Regions from separate parts of the Homo sapiens genome. Here region 1 is linked to region 2. Evidence: read pairs that join two places in POLR2A ChIA-PET (ENCODE). Cell type or tissue: A673. All regions are shown on one strand. Links, peaks and the distances in the headings refer to the core of each region. The heading gives the core; the rest is flanking DNA.

Evidence for each region. Peaks named below come from ENCODE experiments on the same cell type or tissue, not always from the same donor. Only the 100,000 strongest peaks of a DNase experiment are listed, where the experiment ranks them.
Region 1: POLR2A ChIA-PET joins it to region 2 with 16 read pairs; 2 of 35 experiments call an interaction of 5 or more read pairs at or near these places.

Annotation. Positions count from the first base shown.
Region 1 is chr11:69,762,256-69,772,401 of GRCh38, forward strand. It overlaps FGF4 (fibroblast growth factor 4), which reads right to left. Exons shown (of 3, transcript NM_002007.4): 3 at 8,767-10,146. Among named protein-coding and RNA genes, the nearest start is that of FGF4, 8.0 kb to the right of the region's middle. RefSeq lists enhancers at 2,004-3,004, 9,199-9,914, 9,368-9,537. In A673, for the core only: no CTCF peak of the experiment used is centred there; no DNase peak of the experiment used is centred there; H3K27me3 peaks cover 1,569 bases.
Region 2 is chr11:69,929,933-69,940,078 of GRCh38, forward strand. No RefSeq gene overlaps it. Among named protein-coding and RNA genes, the nearest start is that of FGF3, 120 kb to the left of the region's middle. RefSeq lists an enhancer at 2,181-3,157. In A673, for the core only: no CTCF peak of the experiment used is centred there; a DNase peak (open chromatin) is centred at 5,379.

The DNA.
Region 1 (10,146 bases), core at 676-8,675, 170 kb before region 2:
CCCATCGGCCAACCGGATGTGGCTGCTACGTGTGCTGGGTCACTGACTGGATGGCTGGAACTGGCTTGGGGTCTCCTCTTTGGCTGGGGCCAGAGCATGGATCAGATGCTCACCAGTGGGCGTGCACACCTGAGGACATCAGGAAAGGCACGGAGCAGCTCCCAGGTGCCCAGCAGCACACTGGGGATCTATATCTATATAGGTGGTGAACCAAATGGGCCCAGCCCCTGCCTGCAAAGATTCCAGTCCTGGGGAGGGAGGGAAAGCAAGCCCCAACAGGTGCGTAACTCACAAGTCAATTACTCTGTGTAGGGGTTAGGAAGGGCTGCGGGGTGTGGTTTGTTTCCCAGGATGGTGTCTTCACCCCCCAGCTGCTGATGGCTTGGAGCTTCCCTGCTCCTGAAAGGGACCACATTGCCTGGAAAGGCCTGGAGGGTCCACTCTCCCCGATCCCCAGGGCAGCCTGCAGCCAGGGACTGATTGACAAGGGGGTACAGATGCTCAGCCCCTTGCCCCAAGGTGGGACAGCTCTAGGATGCTGTTGGTACCCCAGAGCACCCCGGGGAGTGAGGAATCAGGCCAGACCAGGCTGAGTTGTGATTGCCGCTTCTTTGGCCTGTCCTGCTGCTCTCCTTTCCTTGCCAGTTCTTCCTGGGAGCTCCTCCCTTGACAAACTCTTTGCTCAGGGATCCCAGTCTTGGGTTTTGTTGCTGGGGAACCTAACCTAGGATGCCAGAGAGTATGTGATAAGACAACGCATGGCCCAGTGTGGGCTGGGAGTGGCCAGAGAAGGCTCTGGGGACATGACAGCACTAGCTGGCTGGAATAAGCACCTACTGTATGCCAGGCCCTTTATCTTCCAAATGCCTCACTTCTTTCATCCTTAGAGTAAAGGACCTTTGAATCATGACTTTAATAATGAATCTGAGTAACTGGTGTGTGGGCTGATGGGTGTCTTCCCAATGTCCTGTCTCCCTAGAGCCCGTGAATGGAACCTCATTTGGAAATAGGGGCTTGGCAGAGGCAATGAAAGCTAAGATGAGGTCCTGCTGGAATTCTGGGACGAGGCTAAATCCAGTGACTGGTGTCCTCATAAGAAGAGGGAAATCTGGACACACAGACACACAGAGGAGAAGGCCATGTGGTGATGGAGGCAGAATCGAGTGATGCAGCTGCAAGCCAAGGAATGCTGGCAGCCAGCAGCAGCCAGAAGAGGCAAGGAAGGACCACCCCCCAGAGCCTTCTGAGGGAGCAGGGCCCTGCTGACACCTTGATTTCTGCCTTCTGCCCTCCAGAACTGCAAGACAATACATTTCTGTTGTTTAAGGCTGCCTGGTTTGTGGTCATTTGTCACAGCTGCCCTGGGAAAACCAGCTGGGTGAAGTGCAGGGGTGGGGAAGATCCTTCCAGGCAGGAGGTTGGTGTGTGCAAAGGCCCTGTGGCCAAGCGGATGGTACCTGTGTGCTCTGAGAGAACGTCAATGTGCCGGGAGCCGGCCGAGCACAGGGATGTGGGGAGGGAGCTGGCAGGATGGGCACCGGGAAGGGCAAATGGAGCCTCTGCAGCGGATGAAAGATGACCACACATTCCGTGCTAGTCCTCCCACTGTGAGCAGAGGCCTGTTTTCTCCCCTTGAATCAGAGCTGGTCTGATTTCATGACCAATGGCAGGAATGAGGTTCTGGAACTTTCTGGGCCTGGCCCTAAGAAGCCTTGGGCGTCCTGGAGCCCTCTGAGCCGCCTCGTAAGGCCTCCAGCCCCAGGAGAGGCTCCCATGCTGGAGAGACCCTGTGTGGGTGCTCTGGCCGATGCCCAGCTGAGCCCAGCCCTCCAGCCTTGCCCATCAGGGTGCCGGCCTCAGACCCCCAGATGAGCCCATCCAATGCCAAGATCTTCAAAGCCATAAAAAGCAGAAAAATCACCCAGCCAGACCCTGTCCACATCCCTGACCTGCCACACTGGGAGTTATAAGATGGTGGCGGTTTTGTCACTGTTTGGGGCAGCTCATTAGGCAGTAGTGAGTGATCAGAACGGCCTGGCTGACGGCTGTGATCTCAGTCTAAGAGCGTCGCAGGGCTGTGGAAAGCATCCCAGCCCAGGGAGCAGGATGGAGCTTGCACGGTGAGAAGGCCCCTAGAGAAGGGCCTGTCAGGGTAGAGGAAGAAGTTGGGGGGGCCAGTCAAGGGGCTGCTGCAGCCACCCAGGTCCAGGGAGAGGCGGCCTGCACAGAGGTCCTGTGCAGATGGAGAGGTCTTTAGACTGCAGAGTCGATGAGGTGAAACCAACTAGATGGAGTGAGAGGCTGCTGGGGGAGGGGTGGGTGGGGGGAAGGGCTTGCCTTGTCCTCCTGGACGGAAGAAAGGACAGGCTGGGGATGGCTGTGATTGGGTGTGGACCCACGGAGGCTGAGGAACCCTGGCAGCCTCCCAGTGGGGAAGATCTGAGACCCAGCAGAGGAGTCTTGCTGGGGGCAGGGGTGGGCGTGAAAATGATGTTGTGTTGCCTAGCAAGGGTGTTCCAGTCCCTGGGTCTCCTGGGCAGTTTGATTCATTACAGGGGCCCCAGTTCTTCTAGCTCGATCCAGGACCCCTCCTACATGGGGTCCTGGGGGAGGGTGGGTCTGTGCTGGGTTGCTGTCCCCCTTCCCCACCACAGGACATGGACCAGCACGGATGTCACTTTCCTCAATCACAGCTCACTGCAGCCTTGAACTCCCAGGCTTAAAGGATCCTCTCACCTCAGCCTCCCAAGTAGCTAGGACTACAGGTATGCACCACCACACCCAGCTAATTTTTAAATTTTTTTGTAGAGATGGGGTCTCACTATGCTGCCCAGCCTAGCCTTGAACTCCTGGGCTCAAGTGATCCTCCCACCTTGTCCTCCCAAAGTGTTGTAATTACAGGCCTGAGCCACTGTGTCCAGCCTCCCTCCTTCCTTTCATAAGAAGCATATAGAATTTGAATGATGGGCTGGGCGCGGTGGCTCACGCCTGTAATCCTAGCACTTTGGGAGGCTGAGGCGGGTGGGTGGATCACCTGAGGTCGGGAGTTTGCGACCAGCCAAACCAACATGGAGAAACCCTGTCTCTACTAAAACTACAAAATTAGCTGGGCCTGGTGGTGGGCGCCTGTAGTCCCAGCTACTCAGGAGACTGAGGCAGGAGAATCGCTTGAACCCGGGAGGCGAGGTTGCGGTGAGCAGAGATGGCGCCATTGCACTCCAGCCTGGGCAACAAGAGTGAAACTCCGTCTCAAAAAAGAAAAAAAAAAAAAGAGAAAGAAAGAAAGAAAGAAAGAACTTGAATGATGAATTGAGGACACTTAAAATTATTCACATTGAAGAAACACTCTGAGCTCATGAGCCCTTGATCTTATTTTAATGTAGACCAGAGTAAGCCAGTGCAGGCTGCATTTGAGAGGAGCAGTCTTCCTAAAGGGCTGTCTTTTTTTTTGAGACTGAGTCTTGCTCTGTCATGCCCGGCCAGTTTGTATGTACGTTTGTATGTTTTAAATCATGCACTATTCTGAGTGGAGTGATGGAATCCTGTGCCGCCCAGGCTCTGTCCCACCCGGGACGGAATCGTGCCTGTGTCCAGCGTCTCCACACTGTAGACGGTCCTGCTTATGAGTCAGTAGTTCAAGTCACCCGGATTTTACTTGATAATGATCCCAAAATAGGAGTAGTGATGCTGACATATTGTTATAATTGAATTTGATAGTTACTGTTAATCTCTTACTGTGCCTAATTTAGAAATTAAACTTCATTATAGGTATGTATAGGAAAAAAAAAAGAGTGTATACAGCCGGCGCTCATATCTGTGGGTTTTGCATCCCTCAGATTGAAAACATTTGGAGGGCCAGGTGCAGTGGATCATGCCTGTAATTCCAGCACTTTGGGAGGCTGAGGTGGGTGGATCACCAGAGGTCAGGGGTTCGAGACCACCCTGGACAACATGGAGAAACCCCATCTCTACTGAAAATACAAAAATCAGCTGGGCCTGGTGGTGGGCGCCTGTAGTCCCAGCTACTCAGGAGGCTGAGGCAGGAGAATCTCTTGAACCTGGGAGGCAGAGGTTGCAGTGAGGCAGAGGTGCTGTTGTGCCAGGCAACAGCGAGACTCTGACAAAAAAAAAAAAGAAAAAAAAAAAAGAAAAAAGTAAGGAAAGAAGGAAGGAAGGAGAAAGAGAAAGAAAGAAAGAAAGAAAGAAAAAGAAAGAAAAGAAAGAAAGAAAGAAAGAAAGAAAGAAAGAAAGAAAGAAAGAAAGAAAGAGAAAGAAAGAAAGAAGGAAAGAGAGAGAGAGGCTGGGCGCAGTGGCTCACACCTGTAATCCCAGCACTTTGGGAGGCTGAGGCAGGCGGATCACGAGGTCAGGAGATCGAGACCATCCTGGCTAACACGGTGAAACCCTAGTCTTTACTAAAAATACAAAAAATTAGCCGGGCGCGGTGGTGGGCGCCTGTAGTCCCAGCTACTCGTGAGGCTGAGGCAGGAGAATGGCGTGAACCCGGGAGGCGGAGCTTGCAGTGAGCCGAGATCGCGCCACTGCACTCCAGCCTGGGTGACAGCGCAAGACTCCGCCTCAAAAAAAAAAAAGAAAGAAAGAAAGAAAGAAAGTAAAAGAAAGAAAAAAGAAAAGAGGCCGGGCATTGGGGCTTATGCCTGTAATCCCAGCACTTTGGGAGGCCAAGGCGTGGATCACAAGGTCAGGAGATCAAAACCATCCTGGCTAGCACAGTGAAACCCTGTCTCTACTAAAAATACAAAAAAGTTAGTCAGGCATGGTGGTGGGCACCTGTAGTCCCAGCTGCTCGGGAGGCTGAGGCAGGAGAATGGCGTGAACCCGGGAGGAGGAGCTTTCAGTGAGCCGAGTTCGTGCCACTGCACTCCAGCCTGGGCAACAGAGCAAGACTCCGTCTCAAAAAAAAAAAAAAAAAAAAAAAAAAAAGAAAACGTTTGGGAAAAAAGCTGGGTCTGTATTGAACATGTACAGATTATTTTTCCTTGTAATTATTCCCTAAACAGCACAGTATGACAACTATTTACATAGCATTTACATTGTATTAGGTATTGTAAGTAATCTAGAGATGATTTAGAGGACATGGGAGGACGTGCGTAGGTTATTTGCAAATACCATGCCATTTCATATCGGGCACTTGAGCATTCCCAGATTTTGGTATCCAGGGGAGGTCCTGGAACCAGTCCCCTCAGATACCAAGGGATGCCTGTATAGGGTTCAGTACTATCTGCAGTTTCAGGCATCCAGTGGGGTTTTGGAACCTGTCCCCTGTGGATAAGGAGGGACTACTGTATTACTGTCATTCCCTTAAAAGATTTAATTATGGTCTTAATGTCCCAGTCTTTTCTATCTTCCCGTTAATGGGATGATTTTCTAGCCCAGTGCTAGGGGCCACCGTCATGCCGAGAAAAGGCCCTTCCTTAGGGTGTGGCCAGGGTCTTCCCTTGAGAGGCTGAGTCTGGTGGAACCAGCACAGGGCCACTCACTGTGTTTCTGAAGACAGCCCATTAGGGGGCTGGGTGTGGTGGCTCACACCTGTAATCCCAGCACTTTGGGAGGCCAAAGCGGGAGAATCACTTGAGGTCTAGAATTCTAGACCAGCCAGGCCAACATGGTGAAACCCCGTCTCTACTAAAAATACAAAAATTAGCTGGGTGTGGTGGCATGCGCCTGTAGTCCCAGCTACTCGAGAGGCTGAGGCAGGAGAATCATAGCTTGAATCCAGGAGGCTGAGGTTGCAGTGAGCCAAGATCACACCACTGCACTCCAGCCTGGCAACAGAGCATGACTCCATCTCAAAAAAAAACCGAAAAACAAAAAACAAAAAACGTACAAACTGTGTATCCCCTGGAATTTAATATTTTGAGACCGAGGGTGACTACAGGTAACCGAACTATGGAAAGTGAAACTTTGGATAAGTAGGGTGTAATCTAACAGACGACAGTCACTGCTTACTGTGACAGGCACTTTACATGCATCGTCTTCTCCAGCCTCACTCCAGACACAGGTGGTGGGAATCATGAGGAGAGGTGAGGCGGGGTCCCCTGGCTCACCCACGGTCATTCAGCAAGGAAGCTGTGGGTCACCCACCTACGAAGCTGTGGGGCTGGCCCCAAACCCTGCACTCATCCACGAAGATGTTGGTCCCCTAGGCAGCAGGCTGATTCTGAGAAACCCCATCTCCTCTTTTGTTAATTTGACTTTTCACTCCCCACCACACCAGCCTTAAGCAACCTTATACCCAACCTGAATCCCCATAATCGCTTCCTCCTGGGACTCCTCAGCTTCCGACCATCTCATCTCAACCTTCCTCTGCTCCATCCCAGGGCTATGAGATGGCACAAACTCACTGTAAGGAAAAGCCCAGTCCACACCATGGCCTCCAAGGCTCCAGGAGCTGGCCTCTCTGACTCTGCCTCCTCCCTGCCCATCCCACAGTGCCTTAAACATCCCAGGCCTGCTGCCAGCCCCACACCTTCTCATGGGCTGTTCCCTCTGCCTGGACACTGTTCCTCGCACGGCTTCCTCCCTCAGCACCTTGAAGTCTTTGCTTAGACGTCATCACCTTCATAGCAACCCACCCCCACCCCCACCCCCACACCTCCCCATCCTGCTCTCTCTCTGTCTTGGCACCATCCACCTTCCCAGGTGGCCCGTGTTCCTCATTCACTGTCATCTCCCTCATTACGATGAGGCTCTAGGTGAGCAGGGATCCTTGTTTCCTTCGCTAATTGTGCCTGGCACAAAGGAGGCACTCAACAAGTATGTTAAGTGAATGAGTGACTTTTTAATCTCTCTTGGGACCTGTCCTTGACTCCCCATTGTCCCCCTATGCTAGGAGCTGGAAAGCCAAGACGAAAGCTCAGTTCAGCTGATCGATTTTGCCAACGATGGGTACATTTCCACCCCAGAAGCTGGATGAGCCATTCCTTGTTTGGCCAGGACAGATGTGGACAGAGACCTACAGGGTCTGCATGCATGAGGGGTTGCAGATCCAGATGGCTGGATCGTCCGGGTTGCAGTCCCCTCCCCACCCCAGTGTGAAAGGCCGCCGGTGGCAGCAAAGTACCACACACTGTGGGCTTAAACAACAGTAATTGATTATCTCACAGCCCTGGAGGCTACAAGTCCGAGGTCAAGGTGTCCGCACAATTGGTTCCTTCTGAGGCTGGGAGGGAGCCCCTGTCCCAGGCCTCTCACCTAGCTGTTGGGCATTTGCTGGCACCCCTCAGCAGCCCTTGGCTTGTGGAAGCATCACCCATCTGCCTCCATCTTCACGCCGCCTTCTCCCTGTGTCTCTTTACATGGCCTCCTTTGTAGGAGGGCACCAGTCATAGTGGATTAGGGCCCACCCCCAGTAGTCTCATTTTACCCCTATAAAGACCCTATTTCCAAACAAACTCACATACTGAGGTCCTAGGGGTTAGGACTTCAACATATCTTTTGGAAGAGATCTTTTGGACATAATTCACCCTCTAACATCACCTACGTATTTCTTTGTCGTACCTAGATCATGGCTGTCAAGAAATAAGGACAGAAAAGGGCTGGGCTTGGTGGCCTACGCCTGTAATCTCAACACTTTGGGAGGCCGAGGTAGGAGGATCACTTGAGCTCAGAAGTTCAAGACCAGCCTGAGCAATAAAGTGAAAACCCATCTCTATAATGATTTTTTTTTAAGGGTAGAAGAACATAATGCCTTGGAAAGCAAATTACGTACAATTAAGGATTTTCCAACCCTGATTGCCTTTTTGCAAAGCAACTGGATATGTCTTACAGGGAGAGGGGAACCCCAGATTCTAGGTACATTAGGCCAGCATTTAGCTTTCTTAAAAGCAATCCACTGCACTCATGAGTACTTCCTAGGAAAGACTAGTTATAAATACTATAATTGTATATAATTGAACCCAAATTTTCACAAAACAGTTTGCACCCTTACTGTGATTGATACACTCAGATGATTTTAATTCTATAAGATTTAGTTCCATTTCCTCCTTATAAAACAGTAACTGCTGGCCAGGCATGGTGGCTCACGCCTATAATCCCAGCACTTTGGGAGGCCGAGGAGGACAGATCACCTGAGGTTTGAGACCAGCCTGGCCAATATAGAAAAACCCCGTCTCTACTAAAAATACAAAAATTAGCTGGGCATGGTGGCGGATGCCTGTAATTCCAGCTACTTGAGAGGCTGAGGCAGGAGAATCGCTTGAACCCGGGAAGCAGAGGTTGCAGTGAGCTGAGATTGTGCCATTGCACTCCAGCCTGGGCGACAAGAGTGAGACTCCATCTCAAAAAATATAAAAAAATTAGTTAATTAAAAATAAAAGACTAGCTGCAGTTCATTATATTGAGTTCAATACCCATGGATGGTGTCTACTCAGATTTTGAAAAATATTCTCGAGTCTGCCTCCTAATGACCAGCTCTGGAGCTTCACGGCTCCCCCTAGGGAAGTGCAAATTGCTTTAGAGAACAGGAGGCCAATGGGAGGGGCACAGAGTTTAGGGCCAGTTACAGTGCGGGAATGGCGTGAATTAGCCCCATCAGGAGAATGAGAATAAACTGCAAGACTCTGTCATGGCAAAACTTTGTGACACTCACACCCCCCAGGCTCCTGTTTTCAAGGCTACATTTGTGTGGACACAGCTGGCTAAAATTCGTCTCTCCTGCCCCCACCCCAACCCCCAGCCATGTGAGGCTCAGGCCTCAAATAGAAAGACCCCTGGAAGACAGGGGGAGGGAACCAGGTCTTGGCATTTCAAGGCACAATTTTAATAGCTTTTAATTCCTTTCCCAGTTGTGTACATCCAGTCCAGTGGTGTCTTTTTATACACGATAAACGCTTATCATTGTCGGTCAGCATGTCAATGTGCACAGCACATACATCACAACGAGGGTCGGCACCTGTATAAAACTACAGATTCTGAAAACAGTGGCACATACAGGAACCTCGAATCCCCATCACAGCAATATGAAAACAATATTTTAAAGGTACAGTTGTGTTCCTACAGGCATCACACATGATTTGTTGAAGAAATATCTATAAGAAGTGGTCAAGGGTGATCAAACCTAACACATGTTAATTCCTGACAATCTGATTGGGCTCTGAGACAAGAAATCTCATAATAATTTAAGGCATTTAAGACAATCATGGTTTGTTACTAAGTGAATACATTAAAATTCAGAAAGTCGACGGATGATCCCTCCACACCCCCCAACGCCAAACAGCATGGAGACCTACAAACACCATCTTTCCTGAACACTCCTGGAGCCTAGGGTGTGGTTTAAAACTTAAAAACAGTTTAGTGCATGGTAGGAACAGCAGTTTAAGATGTGTGGTCCTGTCTTAGCGGCTTTGCAAGTGTCTTCTTTCTTCCAGGCCTTGGTTAAGAATAGTATTTTAAGTCGATGATTTGCATTCGAACAAAGAGTTTTCAAAAGGAATGTGAAAGACAAAAACTCCAATCAGATTTTCCAGTCTTGCTGTCTGTAGACTCCCATAAAGTTAATTCGGGAGACAGTTCAGAAACATCCTAGGAGAGTATTAAAGTCTTGACGAAACATTCGGAGCATTTCTGGTAGCAAGCTAAGGTCATTTTGTATAAACTCTAAAAAGTCATTCATTAAAATTAAATGTTTGCCATCACCTCGGAACTTTTTTTAAACATCACCGACCCTGCCTCTTCCACGGTTGCTTCAATGACAGGGGTTACATTTGTAAAATATATAAAGAAAAATATAAGGTTACTTGGTGACCATATAGTGTACTGTAACAGCTGTCTGCAAATATTTTCACCATGATCACCCTTACTAAAAGTAAATCACAGGGTAAAGATAGCTCAAACGTGACAAGGTTCGAATGGGACGCACCGACGCTATCTGCAATCCTTTTTGGCTACATATGGAAAAAAAGCCACTTGGGATGGCAAACTCCTGCACCGGGTATGAGCTTTCTGTGGGTTTTGCCTGGGGTTTCAGGGCTTGTGAGGTAGATGTTAAACGCACTTAAACAGGGAATGCATCAGAAAGCAGCAGGCTGCTCCACGCAAACACTGCACCAAGTGCTTTGTACAATTACAAGGACATTTCACCTAAAAATCGTAGCTAGTTCTAGCCCAAAGCTCCCTAAACACAGG
Region 2 (10,146 bases), core at 1,349-9,348:
AAGGCATATTCCCAGGGTACCAGCTGGTAGTTCTGGGGGTGCAGGATTTGAACCCCTGGCTCCAGTGCCTCCAAAGCTCATGCTCCGTGACCACTTTGCTGTTCTGCGAAGGAGGGAGCCAGGAGGAGCAGCGTGAACCTGCACAGAGGCCCCAGTGTGCCCACTGAGGGGAGTCTCAGAGTGGAGGCAGCCCCTTCCCACCCTCCTCTGGGCCAGCCTGGGTTCTCATTGGGGACAATCGTACTCCAAGCTGGGATGGGGGTGGGGGTTCCAGAGAGCCCTCTCCAGTGACAGCCCCATCAGCAGTGGCCTCACCTTACCTGCAGCACACACAGCCCTTCGCCCAAGGCCAGCAGGCCCTTCCCTTCAGGCACTCTGGCAGGCAACCAGCCAGCACAGGCCGAGTCCCAGGCCAGTGTCTTCCTGAGTCCATGGGCTGGCCAGAAGAGATGAGGACTTACCTGGCCATCTTGGCCACCAAACTCCCAGGGACCCCGGCCCCTCATCCCCATCAACATTCTCCTTATTGCCCTTCTCAGACACCAGCTGCGACCAGCTTAAACAACAACGGCATTTTTCAGATGCCAACTTGGCAGCCTGTGGGCCTCTCAGGAGCCTAGATCCAGGTCCCCCGGCAGGAGTCTCCCTGACCTCTAGTCTCGGCTTCTCTCTGTAGGCCACCACCGCCTCCACGGTGGCAGCTGCACACACACCTGCCTCGGGCTCATGGCACTGCGGTCTCCTCTTCCCTGACATCCCCCAGACCCCTGCAGGCCTCGGCTCCAGCGCCAGCTCTGAAAAGCCCCTGGGATACAGCCCCTTCCCCCAGGAGCCCCCTGGTCCTCCTGCATAGCCCCATCCTATTATCCATCTATTTGCTGCTGTCTCCCCCAACCTTGCCCCTGCCACATGGGAGCCTTCCAAGGGCAGAGACCCTGTGCATCAGAGGCCCTGATGCCCACAGCGCCTCGTCCCAGCACCGAGGGGCAGGGGATTGGCGTGCACTGCATGGTCTGGAAGAGCAAACCCGCCATGACTTTATGACCCTTGTTATCACCTCCTTCTGTGGTCCAAAGCCCTGGAGCAGGGATCTGCGCACACTACAGACAGAGCCAGGCCTCACCTGCCCAGTGGTTAGGGTGGGGTGGGGAGGTGGGGCCGCAGGAGGGAACACTCTGGGTTCCCTCCTCCTCCTCCCTGGGTGTGGCCTACCCCCACCCCCCAACCCTGGCCCCTGCACGGGGCTATCTTGGGCCACCCAGTGCAGGTGGCTGAGCCTCTGGCGATGGCTTGTGACTGGCCTGGGGCTCATCAAATGCCCGTTGCATGAAGCCTGCCTGGCTTCATGCATTGTTTTATGTGCATCTCAGGACTGGGGCAGCTGCCTGGGACAGAGATGCCTGCCAGGTCCCAGCCGCTGGGAATGGGGCTGTCTGACTCTCCTGCAGTCCCTGCTTCCTCTGGTCCTGGCATTCAGCAGGAAGGAGGCTCAGGGATCAGTGCCCAGGCAGAGCAGGGTCTCCAGGGTCCCAAGGACATGGGCCAACTAAGGTAGCCCAGGACATGGTCCCTGGAGTCGCCCTTCCTTGTGGCCCAGTATCCCCGGTCACTGCCATGTCCTCTGGGAGCCCATCTGACAGCCCTAGCCGCAGCCTTCCTGTCCTGCTCCCTGTCCCTGGATGAAGGACTTGACCCCAGTTAGTCAAGTCCTTCATCCTTGACTTCCAGACCAGTTGTGCTCTCAGCTGGCACACCTGGCCTGAGCCGTGGGGCCCTCTGCCCACAATGCCCCCCACCCATCTGCACAGGGTGGGATCCTAGGGATCAAGGTCACCTGGTGGAGATGCCCCCTCCCCATCCACCTCTTGGCTTCTCACGTCACAACTCCATGTGTGTTTAGGGCCTCACTCACTTGTGGAAAGGACCCTGATGAGGCTGTGGTGGCCAGGTCCCTCCTCTCCCAAGTGGCTTGAAGTCCAAGTGACTGGGGTGCCCACTGGGGTCCCCCCCATTTCCATCTGATTCTATTTCCTAGAAGAAACAATGTGCACGACAGCCAAAGAAGACAAACAACCACAAAATCAGAAATGTGTTGTTTCTGCTGGATTTTTTCTTCTCTTAGAATTTTAGGGGAAGGAGGGCTACCGGCCACCGGTCTCCCCAGGTGAGCACCCTGGGTCCAGGCACCTTGTCCAGGCCATATCAGAGCCAGCCAGACCCTCCAGTGGCTTTCCCAGCAGCAGACTGCTGCTCCCTAGCCTCTGCCAGCAGGGCCAGCGGGGGTCCTGGCCCTTCGAGGCTCTTTCAGTAACATTTGCCTGCAGCTCTTAGAGCCCCATTCCTTTCTCTCTCATGTAAGATCTTGTTGAGGTCTGATCTGGGGTTTTAGGGCAGAGTTGAGAGACTGAATCAACATTTCAACCTGTCTTCAGTTTTGTAACTTCACCTGATCCCTGTGATCCTGGGAAGGGGTGTTTAAGGCAATAAATGGCAAAATGCAAGCCATGCAATTTGATCCCAAAGCCCTGCTGACTCTAAGCAGCTCTTCAACTCATTCCTCCACGGTACACCCCTCCCAGCCCCAGCTTCTCTACCTCCCAGGCCGCTGCAGCCAGGCCGGTGCCCGCCACCTGCATTCCCACCCCTTCCAGTCCATTCTCCACCTGCAGCTGGAAGCATTAGGGCCTCGCCTGGGCCTGCCAAGGGCTGGATGCAAAGACAGGCTCTGACAGAGAAGAGGATTTTGGGGGAGGAAGCAGGAGAACATGAAAGAGGCTTCAGGCCACAATGAAGAGGCGACCCGCATGGAAGGAGAGAAGGAAGGAAACAGAAGTGGACAGGAGGAGTCTCAAACTGCAGTGCTGTTCCACTAAGGTTCAGCCCTGCTGACTCTTTCAAGGGGGAAAAAAAAGCAGCTAAACTGGCTGAAGTAATCAAGAGGAAAAGGGGATAAATGCATACACAGGCATACACAGAGTAAGAGAATACAAATAGAGAGATAGCAACAGACACAGAGAGATAAGAGCATCACAAGAGAATGCTTTGATCGGCTCTATGCAAATAAGTTTGTAAACTCAGATGAAACCAGTTCTTCCTGGAAAAAAAAAGAAGTAAGTCATAAAACTTAACTCTAGAAGAGACAGAAAAAAGAACAACTCCATCACCATTAAAAAAAAAAAAAAGTTCTTAATCCCCCTATCCCAGGCCGAAACATCACCAGGCCAGTAATTTCACATGGGAGTTCCATTGTCATTTGAGAGAACAGGAGATTTTAATACCATGTAAGCTGTTTCAAGGCATGGAAAAAGTAGAAGAGTTTCAAAAGTCTTTAGAAAAAGCTAGTGTAACACTGATACCAAATTCAATAAAGAGAGGACAAAAAGTTTTAAAAGGACCAACCAATCTCTTAAGAAAATTACAAATTTCTAAAATAAAATATTACTAAATACTACAGAGTGATCGATAGATGTAGGAAAAGCATTGAACATAATCTAACATGCTTTCATGATAAGATATTCAGAATCAATAAACCAGGAGCAGAAGAGAACTTCCTCAACCTGATAAGAGCCATCTATGAAATTCGTATCTAACATCGTACTTAATGAAAAAAGAACAAACGCCTTCCTCCTAAAATCAAGAACAAGACAAGGATGTCTGCTCTCACCCTTCCATTCAACATTGTACTGGAAGTTCTAGCCAGGGCGATTAGGCAAGACAATGAAATAAAAGACATCCAGATTGGAAAGGAAGTAAAAACTGTCTGTATTTGCAGATGACATGATCTTTTATGCAGAAAATCCTAAGAAACCCACTGAAAAAACTCTTCAAACTAATAAATGAGTCCATCAATGTAGCTGGAAGCAAGATCAATGTACAAAAATTAATTGTATTTCTACACACTGGCAGTGAACTATCTATCTAAAAATAACATTAAAAAAATCCCAGCATGTGAGGCAAGGTATAGGCAAATTAGCTTGATTTAGCCATTCCACAATGTATCCATATTTCAAAACATCTTGTTGTGTACCATAAATATACACAATTTTGTTTGTCAACTTACACAATAATAAAAAAATCCAATGGAAAAAAAGAAAAAGAAAACAACCCCATTTGTAATAGCAGCAAAAAGAATAAAACACTCAAGAATAAACTTAAACAAATACAGTACTTGTACATTAAAAACTGCAAAACATTATTGAAATGAAAGAAATAAAAGATTACAATGAATGAAAAGATATTGCTTGTTCCTGCTCATAAAATATCATTGCTGAGAAGGCGATACTCCTCAAATTGATCTTCAAATTCAAAGCAATCTCTATCAAAATCCAAGTTGAGTTTTTTGTTGTTGCAGAAATTGCCAAGGTGATCTTTTCTTTCTTTCTTTCTTTCTTTCTTTTTTTTTTTTTTTTGAGACAGAGTTTCACTCTGTCACCCAGGCTGAATTACAGTGGCATGATCTCAGCTCACTGCAACCTCCACCACCCGGGTTCAAGCGATTATCCTGCTTCAGCCTCCCGAGTAGCTGGGATTACAGGTACCTGCCACCACACCCAGCTAATTTTTGTATTTTTAGTAGAGATGGAGTTTCACCATGTTGGCCAGGCTGGTCTCGAACTCCTGACCTCATGTGATCCATCCACCTCGGCCTCCCAAAGTGCTGGGATTACAGGCGTGAGCCACTGCACCCGGCCATGATTCTAATAGTCATATGGACCCAGAGTAACCAAAGTGATCTTGAAAAAGAAAATGTTGGGGGGCCACACTTCCAACGGTTCCCTCTCCACAGGGGACAGATATAGCAGTGGGGTTGGCCAGGTGCTGGATGATGCCCACAGTTAACAGGACAAAGGAGGACGCATTGATTCTGGAATGGGGAATCTATTCCCACACAAGGCAGCAAGCCCAGGGCTGACTGTGAGGACTTGACTAGAACATTGAACTTGCTACAAGCTGCAGTAACCAAGACTGGCACCGGCATGAAGATGGACATAGAGGAATAGAACAAAATAGAGTCAGAAATAAACCCTCAGATTGACAGCCAGTTGATTTCTGACAAGGGCACCAAGGCCGTTCGTCAAGCAGGTGGGAGCTGTTGTTCGTCACCAGGTGCAGAGGTCGGAGCGCTGCTGCTGGCTGCATCTTGGTATCAGAGTCACCAAGAAAATCACAAGGCAGTCAGGCACTGGAGGGAAAACATTTCACTCACATGGAAAAGGGATGGAACAAGACCGGTCAGTGGTAGGCATTGGCCCCTCGTGGCCCAGTGGGTCCCTCTCAGCAGCCAATGCAGGGCAGTCGGCCTGCAGGCACCTTTCTTGTGCTGGGGTAGAAGGACCTGGTTCCCTCTCCACAGGGGACAGAAGGGGTTGGCCAGGTGCCAGATGATTCACACAGTTAGCAGGACAAAGGAGGACGCATTGATTCTGGAATGAGGAATCTATTCCCACACAAGCGGCAAGGCCAGCGCTGACTGTGAGGACTCGACTACTTGATGAGAAAGTGTGCCAGGCCCACAGCCCTTTCTTAGGTGGCTGGGCCTGGTCAGACTGCATGCAGAGACTGCCTTCCTGACACGATGTAATGAGGGAGGGACGGCTCTCCAACAAATGATGCTCAACAATCGGACATCCACGTGCAAAAGAAGGAAGCTGGACCCCTTCCTTAGATCACAGACCTAAATATAAAGGTTGAAATTACAAAACTCCTATAAGAAAATCTAAGAGTAGGCTAGGCGGGGTGGCCACGCCTGTAATCCCAGCACTTTGGGAGGATCACTTGAGGTCAGGAGTTCGAGACCAGCCTGGGCAACATGGTGAAACCCTGTCTCTACTAAAAATACAAAAATTAGCCAGGCGTGGTGGCGCATACCTGTAATCCCAGCTACTCTGGAGGCTGAGGCACAAGAATTGCTTGAATTCGGGAGGTGGAGTTTGCAGTGAGCTGAGATCATGCCACTGCATTCCAGCCTGGGTGACAGAGCAAGACTCTGTGTCAAAAAAGAAAGAGAAAGAAAGAAAGAAAGAAAGAAAGAAGGAAGGAAGGAAGGAAGGAAGGAAGGAAGGAAGGAAGGAAGCAAGGAAGGAAGGAAAGAAAGAAAGAAAAAGAAAGAAAGAAAGAAAGAAAGAAAGAAAAGAAAGAAAGAAAGAAAGAGGGAGGGAGAAAGAAAGAGAGAAGAAAGAAAGAGAAAGAAAGAAAGAGAGAAAGAAAAGAAAGAAAGGAGGAAGGAAGAAAGAGAAAGAAAAGAAAGAAAAAAAGAGAAAGAAAGGGAAAATCTAAGAGTAAATCTTGATCTAGGAAAGCCTTCTTAGATACAACAGCAAAAGCACAAGTAGGAAAACACAAACAGATAAATTGGACTTCATCAAAATTAAAAACTTTTGTGCTGCAAACAATATCATCAAGAAAGTGAAAACACACCCTACAGAGTGGGAGAACAAAATGTTAAGTCATATATCTGATAAGGGAGTCATTTCTAGAATATACAAAGATCTCTTACACCTCAACAATAAAAAGATAAATCATCCAACCTAGAAATGGGCAATTGAAGAGACATTATATTTGAATAGACATTTCTCCTAAGAAGATATACAAAATGCCAGTAAGCACATTATAGATGTCTAACATCATGAGTTTTTACAGAAATGCAAGTCAAAACCGCAATGAGATGATACCACTTCACACCCACTAGGATGGCTTAAATTAAAAAGACAGACAATAGCAAGTGTTGGCAAAGATGTAGAGATATTAGAACCCCCATTCATTGCTGGTGGGAATGGAAAATGATGCAGCCACTTTTTAAAACAGTTTGGCAATTCCTCAAAATGGTAAATGTAGAGTTACTATATGATCCAATAATTTTGATACCCAAGAGAAATGAAAACATATGACTACACAAAAACCTTTACATGAATATGCATAACAGCATTATTCATAATACTCCAAAAGCAGAAACAACCCAGATGTCTGTCAACTAATAAAGTGGAATATTATTCAGCCATGAAAAAAGCTGGAGTACTGATGACACGTTGCAACACGGATGAAGCTCAAAATCACTGGCTAAGCAAAAAGAAGCCAGTTACTGAAGAGCACAAATGGTGTAATTCCCTTTATTGCAGAATAGGCAAATCTGTAGAGGCAGAAAATAGATTGCATAAATGATTGCCTAGGGGTAGAGAAAGGGGAAGATGGGGAGTGACTATAAGGGCTATGGGGTGTGTTTTTGGGGTGATGAAATTGCCTAAAATTAGACTTTGGTCACTTTCTACAACTCTGTGAATGTGTACTTTAAATGGGTTAATTTTATAATATTTAAGTTATCACTCAATAAAGCCATAGAAAGAAAAGGAAAAAAAGGGTCAATTTTTCATATATATATATATATATATAAAATCCATGACACAAAAATGGATAAATTTGACTATACAAAAATTGTCATATATTAATGGCAAGGGATTCTGCAATGTCAAAAGAAAATAACTATATAAAATACAAGCCACTCGTAGCATAGATTGAGGGCTAATTTCTCTAATGAATAAGAGCTTTTATGAATTGATGAAACCAAGCGCCAGTGAATCTGGGGTAGGTTATGCAGCACTCACAAAACAGCCCGCAAATTGCAGTGGCTTAGAACTGCAAGGGTTTTTTCTGGCTTGGGGTACGTGTCTGTCTAGGGTTTGTGGACATTCTCTGCTCGTCAGGTACTCAGGGACCCCATCAAACGTTGCCAGTCCACCACACCAGGTAGAAAAGAAAGAGCTCCAAGGGCCTCCAACCGTCCATTAAATGTTCAACCTGGTAGTGAAACATTTGTAGTTACCCCATGTATATCTGTATCCCTAGGCAGCAAAGTTAATTGCAAACTTTTGAATTGTATATACATGGAAATATACCATGTGCTTTCTTCTTATTTTATTTCTTTTGAGACAAAGTCTTGCCCTGTTGCCCAGGCTGGAGTGCAGTGGCACCCTCAGCACACTGGAGTCTCCGCCTCCCAGGTTCAAGCGATTCTCCTGCCTCAGCCTCCTGAGTAGCTGGGACTACAGGTGCATGTCACCACACCTGGCTAATTTTTGTATTTTTAGTAGAGATGGGGTTTCACCATGTTGGCCAGGCTGGTCTCGAACTCCTGACTTCAGGTGATCCACCGGCCTTGGCCTCCCAAAGTGCTGGGATTACAGGCATGAACCACCATGCCCGGCCTACCAAGTGTTTTTTTCTGTTGTTTAGTTTTTTGTTTTGCTTTGTTTAACCTAACCCCCTGTTACCGACATTCATTCCAGTTGTGGCTGCACCAGTAATTCACTCATCGTCCTGGCTGCATAGTACCCCCAACGGCATGACCACGGCTGTGTATCCAGCCTTCTCCCACTTGGTTAATCCCAAGATTTTGCTGTTACAAGCAGAGAACAGCCTTGCCATGACAGCGTGCTCCGGGGACTCACTGGGTCGCAGCCCACGTGGCTACTTACAGCCCAGTGGTACCTATTTGTCTTCCAAAGTGTGATTCCAATGGACCCAGATCCCTCCACCCCGCTCTGCAGGTAGGATCTCCAGGTGCTTCCCAGCACTATTGTCAGGCATTGATAAAGGCAGACTCGTGACCTTTCAGCCGTCTTTTTGGTCCGTCTTTTTGGTACAAAATGGAATGCCTTTGTCGTGTGAATTCGCCTCCCCTAATTACTAATGAGCATTTCACCTGCTGACCGGCCACCCAGGCGTACCCTTCTCAGAGATCCCTGGTCACCTTCTTCTGTTCCCCTTTTCTATTAAATTGCTTTTCTTTTTTTTTTTTTTTTCTGAGACAGAGTCTCGCTCTGTCGCCCAGCCTGGAGTGCAGTGGCATGATCTCGGCTCACTGCAACCTCTGCCTCCCAGGTTGAAATGATTCTCCTGCCTCAGCCTCCCAAGCAGCTGGGATTACAGGCAAGCGCCATCACACCTGGCTAATTTTTGTATTTTTAGTAGAGACGGGGTTTCACCATGTTGGTCAGGCTGGTCTCAAACTCCTGACCTCGTGATCCGCCCGCTTCGGCCTCCCAAAGTGCTGGGATTACAGGCGTGAGCCACCGCGCCCGGCCTTAAATTGCTCTTTTATATCTTTTGAATTTCAAGCATGGGCACTACCTATTCAAAAACAAATGTAAAACACTGAATATATTATGGAGCTAATTGGACGTTAGAGTCCCCCATGGGGTGGGGTGGGTGATGTCATCATGCTGTGGCGTTCCCTAGGGACCTGGTCTCCACCCGGCCTCTGTCCTATCTCTGCTTTATTTTAACTTTCAAGGATGGATGTGACTTTCAGATGACTGATGGTTTCAGATTTTTTTGCTCCTTTTTTTTTTTTTTTGACATTATCCCCGGATCTTTTCAAAATAGTAATGACAGTAAAACAACAGAAAAGAACCATGTCAGAATTCTGATCACCATCATTATTAAACACACACATTCCTTTTCCTTCAACCAATACGGAGCACCTCCTATGTGCCAGGCCCCGATTTAAAGACTGCACATAAGGATATTCCTGAGCTTTTGCTTCTTTTTCTGAGCTACCTTAAGCATCCCTCAACACACACATTTCCCAGGGAGGCAGTGGCAGCTCAGAGCTCAAAGCCGTAGAGGTTCTCAGGGCCTAGAGCCCGCGGAGGCGGAACCTCAAAGCCGTGTTCATGGACTCAGGGAATTTTCAGGCTCTGCAGAGACAGTCAGACTCCCCGGCCCAAGCACCCAGGGTGTGCTGAAAGTTTAGATGTCACGTCCCTAAAACGTCAGCCTGTCTGTTTCCAGCCCACGCCGCCCCAGGCTGGACTTTGGGAAGTTCTGAACAGCCCCAGCTTCGCTGCATTCCCCAACTCCCTGCAACCCAGCGTAAACAACTCTGCACTCAGCCGCTTGGAGAGGTTGCTAGGATATTATCGCTTTGGGAAATGCAGGAACCAAGTTTGGAGAGGCTGCACAGCAGAGGGAGGGGACACAGCTGCAAAGCGCCCATCCTCCAGCCAGGCCCTCTGGGGGTTCGCCGGACCCTTGGGTGCCCAGGGTCCGAGGCAGCGCGTGGCTCCCCACCTCCCCTGGCACCACCCACACCCCCTGGCCTGTGTGCTGTGAGAAGGGGTCACTCAGTTCTGGGAGAGCCCGTGGATAGCC